Regions from separate parts of the Homo sapiens genome. Here region 2 is linked to region 1. Evidence: chromatin loops called from intact Hi-C (ENCODE). Cell type or tissue: mammary epithelial cell. All regions are shown on one strand.

What was found. Hi-C counts contacts between places; a loop is a spot of excess contacts. Peaks named below come from ENCODE experiments on the same cell type or tissue, not always from the same donor. Only the 100,000 strongest peaks of a DNase experiment are listed, where the experiment ranks them.
Region 2: it touches region 1 in a loop (5-fold over the local background); 4 of 110 quality-filtered maps call a loop at or near these places.

Annotation. Positions count from the first base shown.
Region 1 is chr6:77,461,221-77,469,220 of GRCh38, reverse strand. HTR1B (5-hydroxytryptamine receptor 1B) reads left to right here and starts at 5,730. Exons shown (of 1, transcript NM_000863.3): 1 at 5,730-8,000. The coding sequence starts at 5,818. The coding sequence ends at 6,990. All of the region lies in intron 5 of LOC105377864, which reads right to left. RefSeq lists enhancers at 2,681-2,740, 2,951-3,000 and a silencer at 6,720-6,864. In mammary epithelial cell, CTCF peaks have their summits at 3,068, 6,485 and 6,691 (motif pointing right); DNase peaks (open chromatin) are centred at 1,900, 3,050 and 5,630; H3K4me3 peaks cover 3,434 bases; H3K27ac peaks cover 350 bases.
Region 2 is chr6:78,607,481-78,615,480 of GRCh38, reverse strand. No RefSeq gene overlaps it. Among named protein-coding and RNA genes, the nearest start is that of MIR10524, 72 kb to the right of the region's middle. In mammary epithelial cell, a CTCF peak has its summit at 3,379 (motif pointing right); no DNase peak of the experiment used is centred here.

The sequences.
Region 1 (8,000 bases):
CCTACCTTCACCCCCACATAAAAATTTGAAGGCGTCTAAACGAATATTACTATGGAGACTTAAATAGCTATGAGCAATGACGTCATCTCACAGGCAGAAGGAAACGAAGTCATGGTCAGGTGAGCAAAATGGGTGGCTACGCTGAGCTGCATGGCCGATCCAGTGTAGAATACTGGTCAATGGTTGTAACTTGAAATTAGAGACTTGAACTTGAAAATTGATTCTATCACTTACCAGCTGTCTGACATTGGCAAAATTACTTCAATTCTCTAAGCCTCAACTTCTTTATCCCGAAAATGAGAATGATAATGACAACTCTCAGTGTTATAAGAAATAAGTGTAAGAATGTATGTAGAATACATAGCATATGGCTTAGTATATTGTGTTCAATAAAGGATAATGATTCTTATTCATGAATGACAGGTAAAGAAGCAATAAAGCACCAGAGAGTGATGTCATTTTTCCTGTTTGAAATTAAGAATTTTGCTTTTCTTCGGCAAAATAAGTGTTTTGACTTTTCTTTATTTGTTTGAAAATAAAGACTTTGCATTTCTATTGCTTCGTCACTTAGGCTGAAAGATAACTTCACCATCAAATTGTTTGGTTTGGTTTTTCAAGAGAGACTTCATCTTGAACAGAGCTGCTTAATTACACTGCCAACTTAAAAAAGCAAGTTGTTTGTAAGTTTGGTGGATTTATTGGCATTGTTTTTTCATTCAGATATTTCTCATTGCCAAATCTCACTCTGTCCAAGAAAAAAAAAATTCAGCACACCATACTCTATGTAACCTTACTTACATTACTTAATAGTAGCTGTAAAATAGAATTTTTTTTTGAAGACCTACGTCTTCAGCCAGGAAATATGTGATTAGATCTTAATTGGGAGCTGGCTCTTCTAGTTGGATCTGGGCTATCTTTGAACCAGTAGTAAGTTACTTGTTGCAAGTATCTGTTCAAAGTAGCAAAGTGTTTATTCATATGGAGATAGGTATTAAAAATGTCTAAGTTATATATATTTGCTCTAAGTTTTGTTTGCATTCTTCCTTAAATAGAAATATGGCTTACATGATATTTGTATCCATATATAGACACATAGGAGAATTACCAATTTTTAGGGATTAAGTTACACCAAACTAACATTTAGGGAATAAAGCACCTGCCTTCATTATTTGGTAAGAAAGACCTCAAAATTTCTAATAAAACAGATGGAATGTAAATACCATGACACAAATATCAGGTCAAAGGCCTAATGTGAGGGCCAATGAATATGGAAAGGGATCTGGGCCTCATATGGTTTGGAAATCCTCAGAATTTGTCCGCAAAAATTACATGTATATCTATGTATGTATATGGTCATTTATCTGAACATTTTCATAGTTTTCATCAAGGAAGTCACAAAGGATGGTAAGAACCAAGTCACTGGGTGGACCTGATAGTTTCATTGCCATCAGTCAGTTCTTTAAGGAATAGTTACTGGAGGAAGTATAAGATAAACCTAGAAATGGGCTGCCAGCACACATTAGGATGGTGCACACATGAGCTGGTGGTCTCCTGCTGCCCGTTTCTGAAGTGAAAATATATATATATATGCTGGCCATAGATGGAGGAAGCAGAATTTGAAAGAAGCAGCAAGACAGGCCTCCACACCAGATTTCTCAAGCAGTGGGATGGTGAGTGCGGGGTTGTATTTTCCTGTATCAAAGGAGAAAAGTGACAGGCGCATGAGTGTTCTAACGTTTTTCTTTCAGCAAAGCAAAGATAAAATCAGGACTTTCTTTGCTCCTGGGCCTGGACCTCTTTCAATAGTTACTCTCTGGATGGAAGACTCTAGGGATGCTGAAAGCAAGACTCAGTCGCCGCAGGCAAGAGAGCTGGCTAGGGCTGACTAAGGTTAGCTGACTGCCAGCTTACATAGAGTTGAGTTGCAATAAATTCCGTGAGATATCTCTTGTGGTTGCTGTAGGCAGAGTATGCTTCCCTTGACAGTGTCCAGTCTGGTTAGCGCTGCGCTTTAAACTTCCCAGCCTGCGCCTCGAATTTGGTGCTGCAGCTGTAGAACTACATCTTCCTAGCATGGGAGAGGGTTCCTCGAGGATTCATTTTTCTTTGGTTCCTCCGCAGCCAGCTCACCGCTAGGATCTGGTTTTGTGTCGGTTCACTGACTTCATTTCAGTTCCAGAGTTATTCTCCACTTACTCAGCTTCTGCCAAACGTACACGTGCGTGGAATTGATAATAAGGGAACCACATTAATTCGCAGTTTTAGTGCCCGGTGTTCATACGGGAGCTTATTTCTACTCAACTAAGTTTTGCTGCGCTCAGGTAATCCATCTCCACCCTTTCCCTTCCGCTACTGATTCCCTCTCTGCTCCTCCCCTGTCAGGTGAATTTCCCCCAAAACTTGCCTGGAGGTTCCTTCTAGCGCCGCTGGGGACTGCAGAGCTGGCACTTGGACCTTACCCAGCGACCCCTACTCCGAAGGGGTGACCCAGGCACAGGCGACTTTACAGGGTCTCTTTCTCTCTTGGGTGTTTCACACACATGCGCCTCTGTGCAAACACCTATGTTTTATGTGTTTTAAAGTGAGAAAGGAATACTTGAAATGCGGAAGTCAGGTTAAGGAAATGGGGTTCTTCACTGAACTCTGCCAACATCCGGTCAATATGATGGCGGTGTGTGTTTAAGCAGCTCTTTACCAAAGAGGGTAAAATCAAACTGCCTACAAGGGGCGGATTCCTCTGGGAGTCTGGGACTCTGCGAAGCAGTGGAGGCATGGCTGGAGAAAGCCACAGGTCCCCAAACCGCTAAAGCCAAAAACCGTGTGGGGAACAAATTTTGCTTTGTTTTTTCTCCGTCCCATGCTCCCGAGCAGAAATTAAAAGAGGAAAGGTCGCATGGAGCTGGTTACATTCCTGTCGGCCTTCCCCCGCTTCCCATCCCTTTAACACTTGTCTCTAATCGTTTCCAGTTCTCCTAGGATAACGGGAAAATTGTTTCCTGGCACCCCGCACTCCCACAGGACACACCCGCAATCGCACACACTTTTGATCCGTCCTGGCCAATGCCCCCACCTAGCGGTTTAAACTCGCCGGCTTTGCTTCCCTCTTCTATGGTTTCTAAGTGAGCGCTGCAGTTGACAAAAATAATTGTTTATCTAGGTGGATGGGGTGGGAGAATGGGAAGGATCCCTTAAAATGTGGTGAAAATGAGGCTTAAGGTTGGTGGCAAAATGCTAGGTGCTAGGACTGGAGGAGAAAAAGAGAGAAGGCTGTGCTTTTATCCTCAGGGTGGCTGCTGCAGCCCAGACCGCATCTAGAGGACGTCCTTGAAGAGCTGCCACCTTAGTTAAAGGAGTACCCTCACTCTCAATGCATGCATGTGTGTATGTGTGTTTTTCTTCAAAACACTTAACACTACAGAAAAGTATAAGTATTAATTATTTACTTGTTCATGTAGTTATTGTCTGTCTCTTCTAGAATGTAAACTGCTGGAAAAGAGGGTCTGAGTCTACTCCCACTGGCCTCCATACCTCGGATGCCTAGAAAAATACTCAGCATAGAGTAGGCACTCTATTTTTTGCCTGCTTGCCTGGTTTAGAGAACCGGGAATTAAGGGAACTTGGGTTTGTGCTTTATTGCCTTGGGTAAAAAGCTCTTCTTTCAAAGGATCTCAATTACTCTTCCTCTAAAACTGGGTGGAGGGATCAGATCAGATAGCCTTAGGTTCTGACACAGAATGATTCTCTTTAAAATATATGTGCGCTTAAACAGATGAATTCATTTACAATGCAGTTTTTATTAGATACACTCTAGGTGCCAAACATGGATCTAGGCTCTAGGAATTCGTAGTGGGGATCATTTAATCCTTCGAGCTGAAAATACCTTGTCCTTTCCTGGAGCTTTTCTTCATACTTTCTGATTTGCATCTCTACCCTACATTTGTTTCTGTTGAGGTCAGAGGAGAAACTGAGGACAGGGGATCCGTCCCTGGTCATGAGACCTAGGTACTGGTATTGCATGCTGCAGCTTATGGCTGACATTCCCACATATTAGTTGAAGGCAAAGGAGACACACAAGATGGTGCTGATGATGGTTCCAGTCCTCCCCGCCCCACCATCCCCCTTTTTTCTTGAATTCTGATGACCTCCTTTCTAGGTAGGCTGTTGGAAGGAACACGCTTACTGGCAACTGTTTTCCAGAGGCACTGAAGCACTGAGCAGCTGGAAGAGGATGGTGGAGCAGAAGGTTTAATTTCACATACAGTTGGCTTCTGTTTGTGATAACTTTTACATTTTCGCAGATAGCTTGTCTTTTTCCCTGTTGACTCATAGTTGAGTGAAAAACACAAATTTCTAAAACTAGATGAAAAAATAGTTTTTATTGTATCAAGAGTTAAGGACGGCAAAGTACAAAATGCAAACATTGGGCCCTCTACAGCGATATTACTGGTGCCTCCTAACCTGGGTGTGGCCATCAGGGCTGGATATGATTTTAGAGCGGAGAGGTCAGAGACCAGGGCTTCCCCGCCTAACACTGGCCTCCTAGGGTGGGAGTGGTAGGCAGGAGCCTAGGGCCAGACTGCTGGACTAAACCTGTGACCATGGCTAAGGACATGGGTCTCACTGGAGGTCAGCGCAGCAAGCTCTGATGTCCGTAGAGGCGAGAACAGGACGCCTTCTTCCCCTGACCAGAAATGCAGCTCCAGGTTGTCAGGGCTGGGAGGATGGCCCAGGGTGGGAAGCGGGGAGATAGGGCGGTAGGACCCGGCGGGAGCTTCCTTGGCCAGGAAAGGAACAGGGCGGGGGGAAAAGAGGGAGGGAGAGAGAAAAAGGGAAGGTGATGGGGAGCGGGCGTCCGCACCCGCCGCGCCGCACGAGTTGCACTGCTCTGGCGGACCGGACCTGGACTCTATATAAAGAGCCCATCTGCTCCGTAGCTCGCACGCTTCTCCCGGGCTGGTGCACGCCGCGTCCCTCCAGCTCCCCCAGACACCTGCCCCTTCCCAGTGTGCCGCGCCAGGTCCTCCAGACCCGCGCACCCAGTGGCATGGCTCCGAGTGGCTCCCGTGGGACCAGGGTGGCGGTGGCGGCGGCGCGGCCCGAGCAGCCGCAACTCCAGCCCCCGTGTCCCCCCTTTTATGGCTCCGTCTCCGCGGGGCAGCTCGTCCGAGTGGCCAGAGAGTGAAAAGAGAGGGAGGGCAGAGCTCCGGCGCGAGGCGCGGCGCAGCGCTGCTCCTAGACTTCACCCCACCCAGCTCTGGCGGCCGCTGCAGCCCCCCAAAAGTGCCCCAGCTTGGGGCGAGGGGTGGGAATGCAAGATCTCGGGACCTCTCGCTGGCCTGCAAGCTTTGGTCTCTACACCTAGGAAACTCCTGTGGGCAAAGTCTGCAGATCCAAAAGCGTCCAGGTTAGGAGACGCTCAGCCTCAAGCAACTGGGGTAAGAGATCCCATTTGGTCAAAGCCTTCTCCTCAAGCAGTACTTCACCCTCCTGCACTAGACGCCTCCAGGGAGCTGGAGCGGAGCAGGGCTCGGTGGGCCAGCTCTTAGCAACCCAGGTCTAAGACCCGGTGTGGAGAGGAACAACCACAGACGCGGCGGCTTAGCTAGGCGCTCTGGAAGTGCAGGGGAGGCGCCCGCCTGCCTTGGCTGCCGCACCCATGACCTCTAGTTTCAGCTGTGAACCTGGGCGGAGGAATAATTGAGGAACTCACGGAACTATCAACTGGGGACAAACCTGCGATCGCCACGGTCCTTCCGCCCTCTCCTTCGTCCGCTCCATGCCCAAGAGCTGCGCTCCGGAGCTGGGGCGAGGAGAGCCATGGAGGAACCGGGTGCTCAGTGCGCTCCACCGCCGCCCGCGGGCTCCGAGACCTGGGTTCCTCAAGCCAACTTATCCTCTGCTCCCTCCCAAAACTGCAGCGCCAAGGACTACATTTACCAGGACTCCATCTCCCTACCCTGGAAAGTACTGCTGGTTATGCTATTGGCGCTCATCACCTTGGCCACCACGCTCTCCAATGCCTTTGTGATTGCCACAGTGTACCGGACCCGGAAACTGCACACCCCGGCTAACTACCTGATCGCCTCTCTGGCGGTCACCGACCTGCTTGTGTCCATCCTGGTGATGCCCATCAGCACCATGTACACTGTCACCGGCCGCTGGACACTGGGCCAGGTGGTCTGTGACTTCTGGCTGTCGTCGGACATCACTTGTTGCACTGCCTCCATCCTGCACCTCTGTGTCATCGCCCTGGACCGCTACTGGGCCATCACGGACGCCGTGGAGTACTCAGCTAAAAGGACTCCCAAGAGGGCGGCGGTCATGATCGCGCTGGTGTGGGTCTTCTCCATCTCTATCTCGCTGCCGCCCTTCTTCTGGCGTCAGGCTAAGGCCGAAGAGGAGGTGTCGGAATGCGTGGTGAACACCGACCACATCCTCTACACGGTCTACTCCACGGTGGGTGCTTTCTACTTCCCCACCCTGCTCCTCATCGCCCTCTATGGCCGCATCTACGTAGAAGCCCGCTCCCGGATTTTGAAACAGACGCCCAACAGGACCGGCAAGCGCTTGACCCGAGCCCAGCTGATAACCGACTCCCCCGGGTCCACGTCCTCGGTCACCTCTATTAACTCGCGGGTTCCCGACGTGCCCAGCGAATCCGGATCTCCTGTGTATGTGAACCAAGTCAAAGTGCGAGTCTCCGACGCCCTGCTGGAAAAGAAGAAACTCATGGCCGCTAGGGAGCGCAAAGCCACCAAGACCCTAGGGATCATTTTGGGAGCCTTTATTGTGTGTTGGCTACCCTTCTTCATCATCTCCCTAGTGATGCCTATCTGCAAAGATGCCTGCTGGTTCCACCTAGCCATCTTTGACTTCTTCACATGGCTGGGCTATCTCAACTCCCTCATCAACCCCATAATCTATACCATGTCCAATGAGGACTTTAAACAAGCATTCCATAAACTGATACGTTTTAAGTGCACAAGTTGACTTGCCGTTTGCAGTGGGGTCGCCTAAGCGACCTTTGGGGACCAAGTTGTGTCTGGTTCCACAGGTAGGTCGAATCTTCTTTCGCGGTTTCTGGGTCCCAGCGAGGCTCTCTCTCCTGGGCAAGGGCAATGGATCCTGAGAAGCCAGAATAGTCCTGAGAGAGAGCTCTGAAAGGAGAAGTGTTGAAACTAAATGTAGAGCTTCCCTGCCCAGGAGGAGGCTCACTTCCTCCCCTCAAGCCCCGGGCTCAGCACTGACCCTGCGGCAGCCAATCCCAAAGGGGGTTGCAACTTTTAAAAATTGATAATGGAAGGGAATCCCTGCCCTGCTTTGGTATCGTGGATAATGCCCACTAGAAGCAGTGTACTTGTAATTGTTGTCTGAAGCCTGTCTGAGACAGATCTACATACAGCCTGGCAGTACTTGAACTAGACGCTTAATGCCCTGTGTTTTTGGGGGGAGAACTTTGTGTTACAGCTTAATTTAAGAACAGTTACTTTGGCATCATTCAGTCTTCACTTTTTGTCTATTTAAACTTGGTTGGAGAAACTTGTGGATTTGGTGCTTCAAACCCTATGTGTGGCTTGGATGGCGCAGAGAAACCTTGAAGAGTTAACAGCAAAATTCTGATGCTGAGATCTCTATTTTTATTATACTTGAAACTATATGGGGGTGGGTGGGTGGGAATGGGAGATGAGGAGTGTTAAACTGAGAATCAACACCTATGATTGTTTGTTTTCTGCAGATTTACAATTTTGTAATTCCTGTTTAGCGATTGTCAAGCCACAACTCTAACAAACAAACCATTATGTGTGCTAGTGCCGAAGTCTGCAGACTGCTTTATTTTTTCTCTTAATTTCATGTACCTGTCACTTTACACATTTAAATCCCCATAAATGAAGGGTATGATGGGTGACTCAGCCCACACTGCTGCTATATTTCTTACTAATGCAATTGGTAAAACCGATTAGTATTGGAAATATACTGTTTCTTAACAAGAAAAGTGTCTT
Region 2 (8,000 bases), 1.1 Mb before region 1:
GCACCCTAAATAGCTCCACAATGTGAGGTCAGATGATTAATTTTCTAGGCTTCAGCTTTTCATCTGTAACATGATCTCCAACTTTCTGTCTGTAACTCTGGAACTGCCCTTATCTTCACTTTCTTCTTGGTAAATATGATATTTGCCATGTTTTCCCCATGTTTTAGGCTCTGGACACTCCAGAAGGCTTTTTTACCATTATGACAGCCTGGCATTTTCATCACTGCTTTTTAAACTTTCCTCCTGCCCTACTCTCTTATAAGGTTTCATCCCATGGGGCACATTCTTTGGGTTCCCCTCCTACACTGAGGCTGTCCTATTCACGGAAACATTAAAGTTAAAAATTGATACAAGGAAAGAAAGTGAAACACAAAGTAAAGAACCAAGAAACATTATGCAAACCAAAATCTAAAACTTATTTTGAAATTATCTGGCTCAAATTCTCCCATACCCAGCATAGTTTGGCAACTTGGGCTGAAAGCTCCAAGAAGTCAAGATATTAGTAATATTTTATACAAATAGGAAGAAAAAGCCTGAAGGCTTGGAAAAATATTATTTTTGAACTGCTACAAATTTAGCATACAGAAATAGAATAAAATATAGCCACCTAGCTCCAAAGAGATAGAAATATATTGAAATAAAGTTAGAAAATGACAGAAAAAAAATGAGAGGATATCGGAAAATATCTAGCCGTCTCTACTATATCTACAAAAAAACTTGATTTACTGATAATTTTAATGAATAGGAAAATATATTAGTATAATGATGACTGCCAACTAGAGGTATTATTTGCTATAATAATAATAATCAGTTATTGGGTGTTTAAAACATTTAATGGGAGTAATGAAATGCGTGGTATGTATCCATTAATCATAATAAAGAGAACCAGAAGTCTATTTTTTTTAAAAAAATTCATTTTAAGTTCCAGGATGCATGTGCAGGATGTGCAGGTTTGTTACACAGGTAAACGTGTGCCATGGTGGTTTGCTGCACCTATCAACTCATCACCTAGGTATTAAGCCCTACATGCATTAGCTATTTATCATGATGTTCTCCCTCCCCCTGCCCCACTGACAGGCCCCGGTGCATGTTGTTCCCCCTCCTGTGTCCATGTGTTCTCATTGTTCAGCTCCTACTTATGATTGAAAACGTGGTGTTTGAACCATAAGACTATTTTGATTGTCTTTAATTGTGTTTTACATTTGCGATGAAGAGAACAACTGTAAGACCGATAAAATTTCTTTTAAGTTGGTCTGTTGCACAGAAGACACCAGATTTTTTACTTTATAAATTTTGTTTAATACATAAAAGAACCCAATAGCTTTAGCTCATAAACATTTATTTCTTTATTTCCTCATTATGTCTTGTATTTGTTCCCCAAGCTTGGACTTTGTGAGTACTTTGTTTTGATACTAGTGAATAATACTTAATATAAAACATCTACCAGGAGAATGTTACCCCTCTGCAGACCCATGAAAATCTTGCCTCAAAGCAAAACTTTTTGAAAATATATTATTTTCTACTCTATTTCTGTTCGACAGAGCCTAAAATTATAGGCTGCAAAGTGTAGGAAATAAAGATCTGCCTCCATTCAAATATCTTATATGCATTTATTTACATAAATTTAAACTTTCTATTTATTTAAAAGAGAGCAAAGGTTTGGAAAGTAAAAATGCTAGGTTCTCCATTTCCTTTTAAATATACTCTGATTTTAATGGAAACTAGTGATAGAACATGATATTTCTGATATAACAGTAGTGACATATTCTGTGCTAAAATTTTGGGGAAAGATCATTAGCTTAATGGTTTATTTGCATTCTCTACATATCATCTACCCACAGAAACTTATTATTATAAACAGCTATTCCAACTTGGAAGGGGTATATGGAATTCATGAGAAAAAGATAAAAATGGAAATTGGTGTTGCATTCTATCATTAATTATTCAGGTTTTTATTTAGTTCCTACTATGTGTGAAGCACCATGTTAAGGTTGATTGGAGAAATAATAATGAAATAGATATAAAGCCTGAAATTGATCACACTTTAATTGGGAATTAGGGTAGGTGGAACTGGGAATTAGGGGGTGGGTGAGCAAAATCCAGTTTAGGCCTAATCTGTGTCTACACTGTGGCTTTTTGGAAGTGAGCTCATTTTATGAAGAAGACAGACTAACCTAGTAACAAGGTTGAACCTAGCGTAAATTACTTACCTGGTAATAAAATGTTTGGCAGGAGGAGAGCATTTCAATGTGACATAGATTAGTTTCTGGCTCAGTCTACTTTGTGCTCATGTCCATGGACAAGCCTTGTGTAGATGCCACATGCGATACCTCTAGGTAAAGTATTAGGGCCTGATAACTAACTTGGTGGCCCTATATCTGAGTGTAATACAAAAGAGCCTTAAAATACTCTCTTTTAGTTGGACATGGAACATCAGGCAGCAGGTACCTCAAGGGTTCCAAAGAGGATTCAGATGTTAGCTAGTGGGAAGCGCAGTAGCAGTGGTGGCACCAAAGATGAACATTATATATTAGGGCCAGCAAGGAGATGTTGCATGGTAGATGACTAGATTTGTTACTGGGACACTAAGAAACAATTAGTGGTGGTGGTGGTGGTAGTAGTGGTAGTGTTGTGTGCAATATTCTTTTGGGGATGAGTGCATATTCACAGAAAATTGTAATTATCTTAAAAGAGGCATGGATTGAATGCTATGGAAGTTCCATGAGTGGAGGAAGCACTAGCTGGGAGGACCAGTAAAAATCTCATGAAAAATATAGCATAGGAACGGGTCCTGGGTGATATGTAGAATTCAGATTTCAGAGATAATTTTATGCAGATGGAAAACCAGGCAATTTGATTCCAATGTGAAGAGGGTGCAATGGGAGAAAAGACCAAAGAGTTTCTTTAGGGAGCTGTTATAAAAGGAAGGAATTGTTAATATGGACAAACATCCTAGGAAGAAGAAAAGAACTAAAAAGAACTAAAACAAACAAAGATTCATCTGCAAGACACAGAGCAACTGGTGAGAACATTGAAGATTGAAGAGTGTGAAAAAGAGTACTCAATGTATTTTTGAAGGAAAGTCTAATGGCTTTTACTTATTATCAATCTGAGTAGTTATTTATCGAGTTTCATGATGGTAATGTGTACAATGTAGTTAGATGGCAACTGTAGATTGGGGCAAGAACCTAGGCCTCTACACCAATGTAATTCCTTCTATATGACACTATTTATTTAATTCCAGTGGTATATTAGATTTTTGTCATTCAGTAGCCATTGTCCCATTGTTTACACATAGTAAGGTGATGTTTTAGCACCCATCTTTAGAGTCATGATGACCTGGTAAATTTAATTGAATGCTGTTTTAAAGATAGCCACTAGAGGGCTTTGCTTTATTTAAATAAAGGGGCGTTACAACCTGAGATTACTGTCCTATTAACTCGAAATAATATTTTCTGAAGGGGTCCTAGTTTAGTATAAGGGAAACTTGTTTACACTCACAAGATTCAAGTTCTAATCTCAGTTCTGTCACTCGCTTGCCTTTGAATTTAGTTTTCCAGTGTATTATGTACCTCTTCTATTACATATATGCTATTCCCTACCCTATAAGGTGTGAATTCCATTAAATGACATACATACTTAATTTTACTGATTACCTGTTTTTTTTTAAAAAATAAACGATTTATCTTTTTTCTTTTTTAGCACACACACATATACACAGACACACAGAGACACACACACTTCACTTCATGCCTTCATTTTCATGATTTCAGTATTCTACTTCTTCCAACTAATATGTAGCCAACCATGCCACATAGCTGTCCAAGGACAAATTAGCATTAGAAATATGAGTCTCACAATCTAAAGGCGGCTTTCTCATGTTTCTCCTAGAGATAAAGGCTTCTTTATTAATTATTATCACTGAAAGTAAAACATTACCTTATTAATTTAAGTAGAGTCCAAGGTGAAGAGAAAGATTGCTCATATATTTCTAAACCTCTGCTTCCTCGTTCTACTACTCAAGTTTTCCAATGCGGGAAAATGAGCCCCGTCATTAGCAGGGTCAGGTACGACATTGAGCTGTGACTGAGGGCTGGAGTAGGAAAATGCTGTAATGATAACCGAGACCCTGCAGTCACCTTTCTTGAGTAATATGATCTCCTGTACTCTGCTGAGTGATTCCTCAGGCCACTTAGGGACTCTCAGGCTTCATCTGTATAGAGGATCTGTCATGCATTTACATCTAATATATGTGGCAGTGTGCTGCCCAGGTCCTCAGCTGCAGATGGGAACAATGGATACATTTCAGATTTGAAAAACAGAGAGTAGCGTCCTGATTGTTAGACCCAACTTTGTTTCTCTTCAGGAGATTTTGAAACAAATAAATGATTTGAACATAGCTAATTTATTCAAATGGAAAAGTAGTATCATTTTAGTGAATTTGACTATTGGACTTTTATTTTTATTTATTTCCTTCTGAAATAATTAAAAATACACACCATTTTATGCTTAAAATTACATTTTTGTATTTTAATCTGAGGCTACTACTCCTCATTAAACAGGTCAACTGAAAAGAAAATAGGTTGGTTCTAATTTTCTGAATTCTAAAATGTTTTATTCAACAACCACACTTCAATTCTAGCAAATGCCATTTTCTAAACAAAGTGATTTGTAGGGATAAGCTTTGCTGGAGGACATACTAGGGTTTCCTCAGACCAATATATGTGTCACCTTTACTTGATAATGATAACTAAAAAGATTTATCTCAAAACTCTGACCAACTCTTTCTAACTTCCACATCAATTAAACTTCCTAATTTGTTTCACTTTTAGTTCAATTGTAGATTCCATTTATATCTAGCTTAAGTGTGAATAATAAGGCAGATATATTTAATACTGAGAATTTAGCACTGAACTCTTTATGTCTAAAAAAGTTTTAGAGTCTTTCCTGATTATCTACCACACATCCAGCTTGATGCTAGGAAAATTTTGGATCGATGTGGATGCTGATCCAACTTTAGTTTTGTGGAGATTTTAATTCACAGTCACATCATCTTTAGCCGCTGATCAGTGATGACTTGGTTTCATTGCTAGTTGCAGTGTTCAGTTCAGCTCAGTAAGACATTATTTTAAAATGCTTGATTTTTCAAAAAATACTCAATTTTTAAAAAATACAGGCACTTTGTAAAGTGAATGTTCTCATCTAGCATGTAATTATGCCATATAGCTGTCAAATAGTACAACATTTAAGTGACTGTTTAATAGCATAGCAGCAATATACTATTATGCACTTCTTGCTTACCTTACAGTTAGAATGTAATTATTTATGTTTAAGGTGAAGAGCAGCACTTACTTTCATGCATAAACAGCTCCATAATGGGGTATACAGGAAGAGTTATTCCACTGTCACAGTCCTAATTGGCGTATGGCTCCTTTTTAAACCTGCAACCCAACACAGATCAATATGCCAACTAGGTTTCAAAGAAAATGAAGAGGTGGTCTAATTTCTCAGTTTCCTGATGTATTAACTAAATCTTAGAAATTCACCAATGTTAGTAGACTCTAAAAGCATTTGAAACTGTTATCTCTCTGTCTGTCTCTTTATGGCTTTATCATCTATCTGGTTATTTGATTTTATATTACTAATGGCGTATTTAACTTTAACAAAAGATGGACAGGCCTGAAACAGAAAGAAAATTATTTTCATTAGGGCAAGTGAGAGTGTAATAAAAATAAGTAAGAAATTTTAATGGAGCACCACGTATTTCCTTAATCAAACCAACTCCCAAGATACTCTGTAATATCAACATAAGACTTGGAAGGTGGTAATTGCTTATAGATTTCTTTTCCTTTCAACTTTCATGTTTTTAATCTTGAATTGATGTATGTAGTTGGCTCTTGGTTGTCTATGAATATTAAAAGGATGAAAGACTTGGGATGCATCCCATGCCCTTGTTTTCTAACTCTACCATTGACCACCCACTAAGATAGATTCTGGGCCACTGACAATAGGGAAATATCAGCAGGAAGAGGGAAAACTAAATTACAAATGCTTTAATGTCTACAAGCATTAGAGCATTTTTGCCTTGTGCTGGCTGAAACTACAAGTAGAGAGCTACTACTAATCATTCTTGCTATGCAAGTGTGATCTGAATGATTATATTCCAGAGATACTTAGAAGAGATTTCTGTACTGGGTCTAATGTTGAATTACCAGATATAAATAATAATATCTTATATTTGTACAACTAATTATACTTTTAAAGATATTTCTATCTACTTCTCTTATTTGATTTCATAACAATGTGGGGAAAGTCTACATAGTAGGGATTATATTTTGCTTCTACCTTTGAGGAGCCTGAAGGTTAGACAGGTTAAAGACATGCTAGAGGCTGCTATTAGGCGATCAAAAAGATACTGAGAACCCAGCCTTTTGATTACAATTACTACAACTTCCCTCAGCTGCTATTTATCACATGCTTTTCTTGTGTCAGGATATGTGCCTTAGAAATGTATCTCACTGAATCCTCTCAACAGCCCTTTGAGGGAGGTATTTTTCCATTTCACAGAATCTAGCACTCTCTTCAACAGTTTCCTTGCAAAATTGAAAGTGGAGAGAGCAACGGTTATAAATGTGATTAGTTTACTGTTGCTTTTTCTTTTCTTTCTAAATGTTTATAACTCTAATTCTGTTTCTTTACTTTGAGATCAGTTCAAACTCTTATTATAAAAATTTATAGGCTTTGTGTTCATTTCTATTCCCTTTATAATGACAGGTCTTTGAACTCACATTGTATACACTTCTTATTTTGCTCTAAACCAATTGGAAGAAAGACCAATAGACAATTCTCTGTACCAAAATGTTATACAGATAAATTGTATACTCCCAAAAGGCACTGGTGACATGCTATTCTGTCAACAAAGACAGAAGTTACTGGAGTTAGAGACAGAAAAGAAATATATTGGTTATGTGCCAAAGGATTTATTTACAATATAATGGTTTGTAGGTTTCACTGAAATACAAAAAAAAAAAAAAAGGCATGAAAAATTTGCTTTCTTGTTTACTTCTATAGTAGGTTGTTAAGTGACAAAATACCTCCCAGTGGCACAACGGCTGGCTTCCTATGCATAGTGAAGAGCCTATACACCTAACTGCAACTCCATGAATCACTGAGTCATGTGATTTTGAGCTAAATTGCAGCCTTTATCCACCACAAAAAAGTAAATAAAAAATCAGAAAGTGTACTCTTCAAAATATGCAACCTATATTTGTACAGGATAGCAAGAACATTTAGATTCTGGGTTATAGTAACACATAAAATTGAATTTGCTCCCTGATCCCAAGCAAGTAACCTAGATTCATAAAATTCTAAAGTTGTATTAAACTTGAATGTGCTACGAAGCTTCATTGTGTCATTTAATAATGCTTGGATTTTTACTTGCTTTTCTTGTATCATTTTCGTTTTTGAAATGAATAAAATTGTCCCTATTAATCACAGTCAAGAAACATATGTTTTATATAAAGACAAAATATTCTAAAATTAATGAATAAGTCATTATCTGTCTGTTTCTAAATTTCTGTTTCTAGAAAATTATGTTCTTAGTTTAGTCACATAAACTTTATGCCTTGATCAGAGGGGTTAAACTTGAAAAGACTTACTGCACTTGGCTTTCTGGCAATGAACTGAAGAATGAATAATATTCAATCATACTAGAAGTGAAGATTCATTTAATCTATAAAGAACCATTAATAACAAAACACACATGACTTTAGGAATTTGAAAACATAATACTCTTTCAAATTGACTTTTAGGACTAGAAGTATAATAGGGTTCATGTGTTTGGTGACTATTCCTCTTCAGCTTTAGGTTTTAGATTTCCAGTCTATCCTTAATTGTAGCATGCCCTGCACTAGCAACATTATTGAAGAAACAGAAGTGGCCAAGAGACTGTGATGCAAACTAAACTGAATAGACATTGTGATGGTTAATTTTAGCTATCA